3 separate regions of the Homo sapiens genome follow, and regions 1 and 2 are each linked to region 3. Evidence: chromatin contacts called from ENCODE Hi-C data. All regions are on one chromosome and are shown on one strand. Each heading gives the region's core, a stretch centred on a gene start or an enhancer-like site at or near the end of the contact. The rest is flanking DNA. Distances are from core to core; before and after follow the strand shown. Region 1 overlaps FHIT (fragile histidine triad diadenosine triphosphatase). Region 2 overlaps LOC105377114 (a long non-coding RNA gene). Region 3 overlaps FHIT (fragile histidine triad diadenosine triphosphatase).

The links. Hi-C counts contacts between places; a loop is a spot of excess contacts on that map. Pooled maps may share reads with other maps.
Region 1: a loop to region 3 is called in a pooled map, with 2.3 times the contacts of the local background. The contact joins two enhancer-like sites. A Hi-C loop is called at or near these places in 1 of 50 pooled maps.
Region 2: a loop to region 3 is called in a pooled map, with 4 times the contacts of the local background. The contact joins two enhancer-like sites. A Hi-C loop is called at or near these places in 2 of 37 single-sample maps with no recorded cell type and 3 of 50 pooled maps.

Annotation. Positions count from the first base shown.
Region 1 is chr3:61,238,810-61,241,696 of GRCh38, reverse strand. The region is part of intron 1 of FHIT (fragile histidine triad diadenosine triphosphatase); the gene reads left to right. Among named protein-coding and RNA genes, the nearest start is that of FHIT, 11 kb to the left of the region's middle. Within about 2 kb of position 1,629, at least 2 of the 41 ENCODE cell types and tissues checked have a DNase peak (open chromatin) inside an H3K27ac peak, as active enhancers do.
Region 2 is chr3:61,357,320-61,360,152 of GRCh38, reverse strand. All of the region lies in intron 3 of LOC105377114 (a long non-coding RNA gene), which reads left to right. Among named protein-coding and RNA genes, the nearest start is that of FHIT, 110 kb to the right of the region's middle. Within about 2 kb of position 1,557, at least 2 of the 41 ENCODE cell types and tissues checked have a DNase peak (open chromatin) inside an H3K27ac peak, as active enhancers do.
Region 3 is chr3:60,009,176-60,012,298 of GRCh38, reverse strand. FHIT (fragile histidine triad diadenosine triphosphatase) reads left to right here. Exons shown (of 10, transcript NM_002012.4): 7 at 899-928. Among named protein-coding and RNA genes, the nearest start is that of MIR548BB, 610 kb to the left of the region's middle. RefSeq lists a silencer at 1,215-1,424. Within about 2 kb of position 1,823, at least 4 of the 41 ENCODE cell types and tissues checked have a DNase peak (open chromatin) inside an H3K27ac peak, as active enhancers do.

The DNA of each region.
Region 1 (2,887 bases), core at 380-2,879, 1.2 Mb before region 3:
TTTTTCTTAACAATCAGAATCCTATTAAAATTCAGTATATTTTGCAGTTTCTCAGACTCACAGCTACTGGAGTTAGAAACCATCATAGATAATGTTGAAGTATCAGTACTCCCTCACAAGGTTTAATGCATGAATATTTTAGTTAGACCAGGCTGGAGGAGCATACAATCTACAGTCATTTAATCACTGAAGTCTGTGGAATGTGGTAAGAACAAGATTTTTATTTTCTGAGAAGTCTTCTTCCCACATCTTAGTTTTGAAAAAACAAAGCAAAACACAAAACTCACTGCTGCCTTTGGACTCCACATTAACTGAAGGACGGTACCTGCTTGGTTTTGTCAGTAGATGTTTAAGCTGTGCCCAGAAGCACAAGTTTACCTATGCGTTTGGAGCCCTGAGGACAGGTGGAGGGAAGGGTTGGAACCTGCTTAGAGTAAGATTGTTTCAGTCCTGGAGCACTAGCGATTCCAGTTCAATCTCTTCTAGGAATGACCCTGGCAAGAAATCCAAGGGAGAGCAGGAGAGGCAAGAGGGAGGTAAAACAAATGCAGAGAGTGTGGGAGAGGTAGAACAACAAAAAATGGTGGGGTGGAGAGAGAGGGGAATATTTTGTTTTACAGCCACTTGTGTAAGTAAAATTAGTCTCTGCCTGTCAGTTACTACATCATCAGAAAGTGGCAGGTCTGATTTTCACTGGATGTAGTCTACCACTTTGTTGGCCTGCCTGGAAGCATAGACTATGTAGCACACCATATGCCACTTTGGGACGCCTTACATAGATGAGTAGTCAGAGTCTAGCGCAGCTGAAATTGAGGTACCAAGGCCTGTGCCACCAACCTTTCCCAATTTAATTGATCTGGACGAGACATGCTCTAGTGATTCTAACTTGTAGCCAGGGCCAAGAACCACTGGTTAGAAAGCAATCCCAATGGGTTAAAATTATGTAAAGAAGGGGGCACTGTAATTGGCTACATAAATTTCCATTAGAAGGCAAGGTACCTTAAATTCCCATCTTAATAATCAGATATAACATGTTACCTTAAAGATCCCAGATTTTTTCCATCAAGTTTAGAGAGACTCAATTGTATGGGCTGAAATATATCTATTTGCCCATAATACCTCAAAATTTACAGCAGATTGAAGGAGTTCTAGCTTGGGCCATATGCCTACCACTTGGAATTGTTTCTATAGCCAGTTGGAGGGGTACTGTGAGTGGCCAGGTGTGGAGCAAATGCCCACCCTGGGAGAGGAGAGATTCACCCAGAGGAAGTGGGCCAGGGCTGCCACATTCTTAGCATCAGAGGCCACCATTCATACCAGAGTATATGTGACTGGTGCCTGCTGGAGTTGTGCTGTGCAAAGCTTGCAGGGCTGTACACACAGAAAGGCCCTGGTTAACGAGAGCTGCTGATACCTTCAGAAGAGGGATGTGACACTAGGGATACAGCAAAACAGGTAGCCACTGTAGTTTGAAATCCCATTTGCTGGGTTCTGCCAGCCTGGTGGATAAAAACAAGGCCAAGAAGCTTCAGAAAAATCTACAGCTGAGGCCCTCTCTTGGCTCCTCTGAGCAGGGATAAAGCTTCCTCTAAACTAAGGCTTCCTCTAGCCTCTTGAACTTCCACAAGGCAACAGGCCAAGGTTTCCCTGGCCTAGAGGTGTTAGCTGTGTTTGGCTTCCTGTTGCAGATGGAACAGCTGGGTCCAACTCCTGTGGGTTGAGGACTGCTGGAACTATATGCAAGGGCCCTGGTGAGGCCAGAAGTGTTTGCATTTCCAACAAGCTGCCAGGTGATATATATGTTGCTGGTCCATGGGCTACACTTGAAATAAAAAGATTTCAGATTTTTGTGGCTTCTACTAAGTTGCCATTCTGTTTTAATGTAATGAGTAGTATTGTTTAGAATTTGTGTATATATATATATATATATATATGGCCAGTTGTTTTTCTTTGCAGTTTTATTTCTCTTTGTAAAATGGACATAATAGTACCCACTTCGTAGATTGTTATGAATTAAATGGGATGATCTATATAAAATATCAGCACTGCCCTCATGGAGTCTAGTGAAGGGGACAGATAACACATAGGCAAACACCTGTAATAATAATATGTCAAGTACAAGAAGGAAGATTATAAGATACTGTGATAGAAAGAGGGATGAGTAACCTATTGAGATAAAATGGCCAGACAGAAAGAGCTGAGAATTAAGCAGAGACCTAAGTAAAGGATGAGAGGGAGCTGGCCATATGAAGAGCTGGTATTAATAGAATGGGGTCCCAGGCAGAAGGAATAGCCTATACCAAGGCCTTAAGGTGGGAAAGAGCTTAACACCATCAAAGGGAGAAAAGAAGGCCCCTGTGGCTGAACCATAGAGAGGGAAAGGGAGACTGACATCAGATGAAATTGGCTGTATAGATAGGGCCCAGGCCATACAGGGCCTTGAAGTCAAAGTATGGAATTTGGATTTTTTTCCCATGGGTAATGCTCCTGTCCCTGGATCTCAGTATTGTGGTTGGATCCATGCTGTTTGCTGTCTAGACCTCTCTTCCACTCATCTGCTTCTCCACTACTTCTAGACTTTTTTTTTCCCCTCCCTTTGGCCAGAACATGAGTTACAGTCCTGGCTGATGCTTCCCTAATGCCTACTATCTCCACAGGCTAATTTGTTACCTGTTAATACACTCTCTGGACCCTAGGTTCCATTTGTATAACCCAATTCCTTCTCATTTCCTTCACTAGGTTCTGATCAGAGCATCTGCGATACCCACTTCTGCCCCCTAATGCGGTATCACATCCATATCCCTCCTGATTTGACTTCTCTGCCAAATGGCAGTGAAAATCAAGAACAAAGCCCTAGCAGTAGTGAGGCAGATGAATACAATGAAAG
Region 2 (2,833 bases), core at 308-2,807, 1.3 Mb before region 3:
CATATCCATTTATTTATGTATTAACTACAGCAGCTTTTGCATTACAATGGCAGAGTTTAGTTGCAGCAGAGATTATGTTGGTCTGCAAAGCCCAAAACATTTTCTACCTAGACATTTATAGAAAAAGTTTGCCAACCTCTGATCTAGTCCATGGTTCTTAAGCCAAGTTAAATGTAAGCATTTAATGTTACATTAAACGTTCAGTTGAAGGCTGGGGCCCAGGGATCTGCATATTTAAAAATAAATACCCAGTATCATTTGACATACTTTCTTAAGTAATTATGATTACTATTACTGTCTTCCATTATGATTATGTGTGTATTTCTTCCTCTCCTTTATCCATCTTTGAGGGCTAGGACCATGCTAAAGTATCTTTGAATGAAAAAACAAGCATAGAATTTATGTATTAGTTTATTAGATATATATATCTGAGTATTCATTGTATGTCAGGTCCTCTTCAGTGGTAGAACAGAAGACCTACAGTCTAGGGGAAGACAAGAAAAAGGGCCAGGATAAAGCTACATGATAAGAAGTCCACATTAATTGATTAGAATAATACTTGCTATACATAATGGTAACTCATAAGACCCTTCAACTTTCAAAGAATAAGTTATTTTGGCTGCACGATAGCATTAGATGTATCTTACAGAATTTAAGAGTTTATACATTGGTAGTGCAAAAATAAGGTATAATGTATAGATATCACTGGAATTTGGGGGCCAGATAACCAGTGGTTAACTGTGTTTTGATCAAAATGATGAATTAGTGTGAATTCACAGGACTCATTTGTATGGCTATTTGTCTGGCTACTATATATTATAAAAACCCAACATATAGATGTCATGAGCTGTAGAAGGAACTAGATAAAGAGAGCCCATTTAACTTCAATAGGAAGGTGTCTAGAGATTAATTTTAGCACTTAGTGTCATTATGACATGTAGAATGCTGTGTTGAATAAATCTAATGGATTTTAAAGTATTTTTTAGAACTTTGACTTAATTATGATTTTCCTGGAACTGTGTAAGGCTCCTACTGTCAATATGCTAAGGTAACACTTTAGAATGAGAAAATAAATTTTCAGTTGAAACGTTACTGCCATCCATTAGACATGGAAGAAGCAGCTGTTACCACACTGCCAAACCAGGGTTATTTTTTGAAAAACACTAGTACATGCTGTAAGAGCAGAAAGTAGAAAATTACAATGCCATTTGAAAAAAGAATACCCCAACAACTTAAAAATAAACACTTTTACGTAGATGTATATATTAGTTATCTCTGGCTGTATGACAAATTACCCTCAAGTTTAGCAGTTTAAAACAACAAATATTTATTATCTCATAGTTTCTGTGTGTCTGAAATCTAGGAACAGATTGGATGGGTAATTCTGGCTTAGGATCTCTCACAAGATTACATGGCCAGGGCTGTAGTAATCTCAAGGTTCAACTGGGGCTGGAGAGTCTTCTGACCTCTCTCGCATGGTTGTTGTCAGGGTCCAGTTCCTCATGGGCCGTCAGACTGAGACTCTCAGTTCCTCACTGGCTGTTGGCCAGAGGCCTCTTTCAGTTTCCTGGCACATGAGCCTCTTCATAGGGCAGCTGGCTTCCATCAGAAAGAGCAAGTGGGAGAGCAACAGACAGCCAGGCAGAACTCCCAGTCATTTTTTAACCTAATCTCAGTGGTGACATTCCATCATTTTCATATATTTTATTCATTAGAAGTGGGCCACTAGGTCTAGTTTGCCCTCAAGGGCACAAGAGCATGAACACTAAGAGGAAGTAAACCCCAATTTTTATCATATTTCATTATAAGAGGAAAACAGGCATAACAAATCCAACCATTAGAGAAGCACCCTTCATTGGTAAAATATTTGTTGAGTGCCTACTATGTGCCAGCCATGGAGGATATGATAGTTCAAAACCAGCAAATTTCCCTGCCTTCATGTAGCATACTTTCTGTAGGAAATAAACCATTAGAAAGCATACTATATAGTGTCTGGTACACAAGGCTCTCAAAAGATGTTAGTTATTTTTTTTTTTCAGGGTAGATGGATATCTCCCCTGTCCCAGAAACAGAGCCAAACTCTCCAGTCTGTTGCATCTCTAATCCTATTGTAGACAAATATGATTTGTTTAACCAGAGCAGAAATGGCTTTTCTTTCACTTATGCTTGAAATAGGCGATTCATAATAGTTCACAACACTACACACTTGTAACTGCCTTTCTCCCATTTGTGTTTTTAAAGTGGTCTTTGTCAGAAAAAAATATAAATAAAAACACTAAAGAGTCCCACGGAAGTAGCTGTCCTAGTAGGTTTCCTGCAGCGCCGTGCTGACCACTGTATCCTTTTGCATTACACATGCCAAGTTGACCTAACGTCTTCCAGCTCCGAATTATTTTAATTGCTTTTTTTCTAGATGCATCTTTTCAGTCTCTCAAGGACTCTTTAAAAAATGGCTTCTTGAACTACAAACAAGATTTCAAATGTGTGCCTGGTTCTGCCAGGCAATTCTGCAGTTGCTTTCTCTAATTAATATTCCATATCTCAAAAAAACCGTCTCAAGATTTTAATTGACTTTTGTCACCCCCATCTCATTCAAGTACTGTGCTGGCCATCCTCGTACATTATTAATAAACCATGCGTACTCTGTGTGTTTTTTCCCTGCTGCCTGATGTTTAGTTCTTTCTTGAACTTTGTTTTGAATGACAATTGAAGGATAATTTATTGTGCTGGGCTTCCGACACTAGTACGGTCAGCTATAGTTTGCTGTGCTAATTAGGAAAAAACTGTCAATCAAAGAAGTTATTCACTTTAGAGAGTAGACATAGCTTCATTT
Region 3 (3,123 bases), core at 574-3,073:
AGACCCTTTCTCAAAAAAAAAAAAAAAAAAAACAACAAAAAAAACACCTGATTTACATTGTTTGTAATGCTGATTGCAACCCATTAAGTTGACTTCATGACCCACTAATGGATTGTGACTCTAAGTTTGAAAATCCCTGATATACACAGTTATGCTTAATCCTTACGGCGGGAGTTCTCACCCCGTTAGTCAGGCTCATAGAGGTAGACAAACCTGGCTAAAGTTGCAGAGGTGAAATTCTATTTTGGAATTTCTGATTGTGGAGCCATTGCTTTGTTTGGCCATCTCAACCAGCTGAGTATCTGCTTTTGCTTTATATTATGGCTGGTGACTTGGTGAGTTTGCCCATTTCCAACTAAGCTTCAGAAACAGAGAAAGGGAACCAGTTTGGGAAAAGGGTCCAGCTACAATGAACACTACCATTTGTCTCCCACAAGGTCAGAATAGCCAGAGGACTCTTCCCATATGAAATACCCCATATTCTTCCTTAATGGCTTATGTTTATAGCAGATTTCCTGAGTAGAAGCTTAAAGTAATCAGACATTAATTAAACCACCTCTAAACATAACCAGAAGGTGTGATACTTCACCTCCCCAAACATTTTCAGCCTTCCTTTAATGCAATTAAAACCATAGCCTAGAGCAAAGAGCATGAAAAGTAGCAAGGAGTTGGCTTGCTGGATAATTTATATCATTTTTATACATAACTTCGCACTTACTCTCAGGCGGAAATGGAGAACTGTCTAATCCCGCACATTTGAAGCCAATGGTCCCCATGAGAATACTATAAATTAACACACAATGAAATTGCATCTAAATTATTAATGGGTGATATTTCTGAATAAGCAGGAGATACCATCTATCTATTCTCACCTCTGTTGGTTTTTTCCTACTTCTAGGATGGCCCCGAAGCCGGACAGACTGTGAAGGTGAGTGCTTATTATGTGCATACAAATTAATAAGAGGCGATTATGAGAACTAATAAAAAATCACAACGAGTCATATGCAGCACATTGCTGTTTCATTATGTTATCTTCGAGGTCAGAGAGACCCTCAGTGTTAGAGCCGTAAATCCTGACATTATAAACTCTGCCAAACAATATGTTTCCCATTGGTTTACAAGACATTTACTTTTAGTAGTAAAATTATTATTGTGCAAACGCTAAAACAGAAACTAAATCAAGGAGTCCGGAAACATAAGTCAAAGTGGTTCATGTGAGAGAGTGTCTAGGAAATAGCATGTGAGCTTCCTGTGGGTTTGTGCAGCCCCATGTTAAGCCTGGGGTGTCTTTGACACACCTTTGCTTCTTGACATAGTCTGCTTTTGCTTCATTGTTTTTGAGTGAAGCAATAACCGCAGCAGTAGCATCAAGCTGCCTCCCTTCCTTTCTGTTCTCCTGTGCTTCTCTCTGTTCTCCTTCTCGTCACCCCCACACCTACTCTTTTCCTCCCTGTGTACTTAATACCAAAGTTCAAACCTAATGGAGTCAGTGGAGCTCAAAGATGGGTTTTTAAGTGTGCTAGGAGAAGAAAGGAGGATTTATTAGGATAGTCTCTGCTTCTGTAGTAAAAATAAAATAATAAAATCCTGGCTGATTCAGAAGCTGGGTTTCAGCTCTTTTCATACAAATGCTAATTCCTATACGGGTAGATTCTGCACCTAAGTCATAGAAAAGGCTCTATTTTTGGTGCTAGAAGTCAGAAGCAAGTCAGGCTGGGATGTTAATGTTACACTTTGTTGAAATAAAGTTTAATGCTTCGAAGACTAGCTGTGAGTGGATAAGGTGCTGCCCACACAAACAATGCCAAATAAACGTAAGTTCCCTTTTGATCTTACTTTACTTTTGTCTTTAACACAGCTATTCTGGGACTTTTAAAATACAATCTCTGGGAAATACTTCTAAGCAGTGAAAGTTTATGTAGGGACTGCCACCATATGGGCTACCAAATTCCTTATCATAAAAAAGGGCTAGCCTCCTAATTGCTCTACACACAGGGTATGGTGATAGACACAGAGGCTTTCAGCTTTCCTCTGTCCCACTGTCTCACCTCCATGTGAGGCTCTAAATATACGGATGCAAAGAAAGGATTTAATACCTGTGGCTTCTTTTTGAAATCACTTCTTGAAATGCAAAACACAAATGTTTAAACTTGGTTCCAAGATTTTTTAAAACTCAGTATTCAAATGTAAATTCCAACTATACCGGATTAGTTAGATGCACTATGCAATATCTATTTGATGGAATTCCTTCAGCCATTGAAAGCGATACTGTAGAGGCATAGCTAGTGACATGGGGGAATGCACAAACTGTATTAAGTGGGATGCACAGAATGATAATAGGTGCATAGTAAGCATAGCTAAAACTTATATGAATAGATAGGTTATATGATCTCAAAATTTCATTTAGCCATTCTAAAGCGGGATAGAAAATATTTGCTATGCAACAGGCTCTGAATAGAGATAGAAAGTAGATTAGTGGTTGCCAGGGACTGGGACAAGGAAGGAATGGGGAATGATTCCTAATGGATACAGGTTCTTTTAGGGTAATGAAAACGTTGTGGACTTAGTGGTGATGGTTGTGCAACATTGTGAATATAATAAAGCCACTGAATTGTACGTTTTAAAATGGTGAATTTTATCATATTTGAATTATCTCTTGACTAAAAATAATAAACACACACACACAAAACAAATAAGCAGTGAGCCTAGCTGGGCTGATAACTATGGCTACAGATTGTGTAACTCCAATAGTAATTACTTTTTGATGTCCCAATTATCTGGCCAAAATGTGTAATGTTTTTGTTACCTTTGATGGTGATGATGATGGACTAATTCTTAACATATAGTACTTATATATGAATTGTTGAATGTGGTTATTGTTATCATCACCCTGATTATTTAGCTTAAGTTGAACTTTTTAAAACGATTCTGTTTTTTAAATCAGCAGGTTATGCTGTTTTGCACATCTTTCAGTTGTTTCCAACCTGATCACAGAAGTTTCCTGATATGAAATAATGGGGATATCTTGACTCGTTTGTAGAATATGGTGGTTATAAGAAAACCACCATACACACACACACACACACACACACACACACACACACACACACACACACACACACA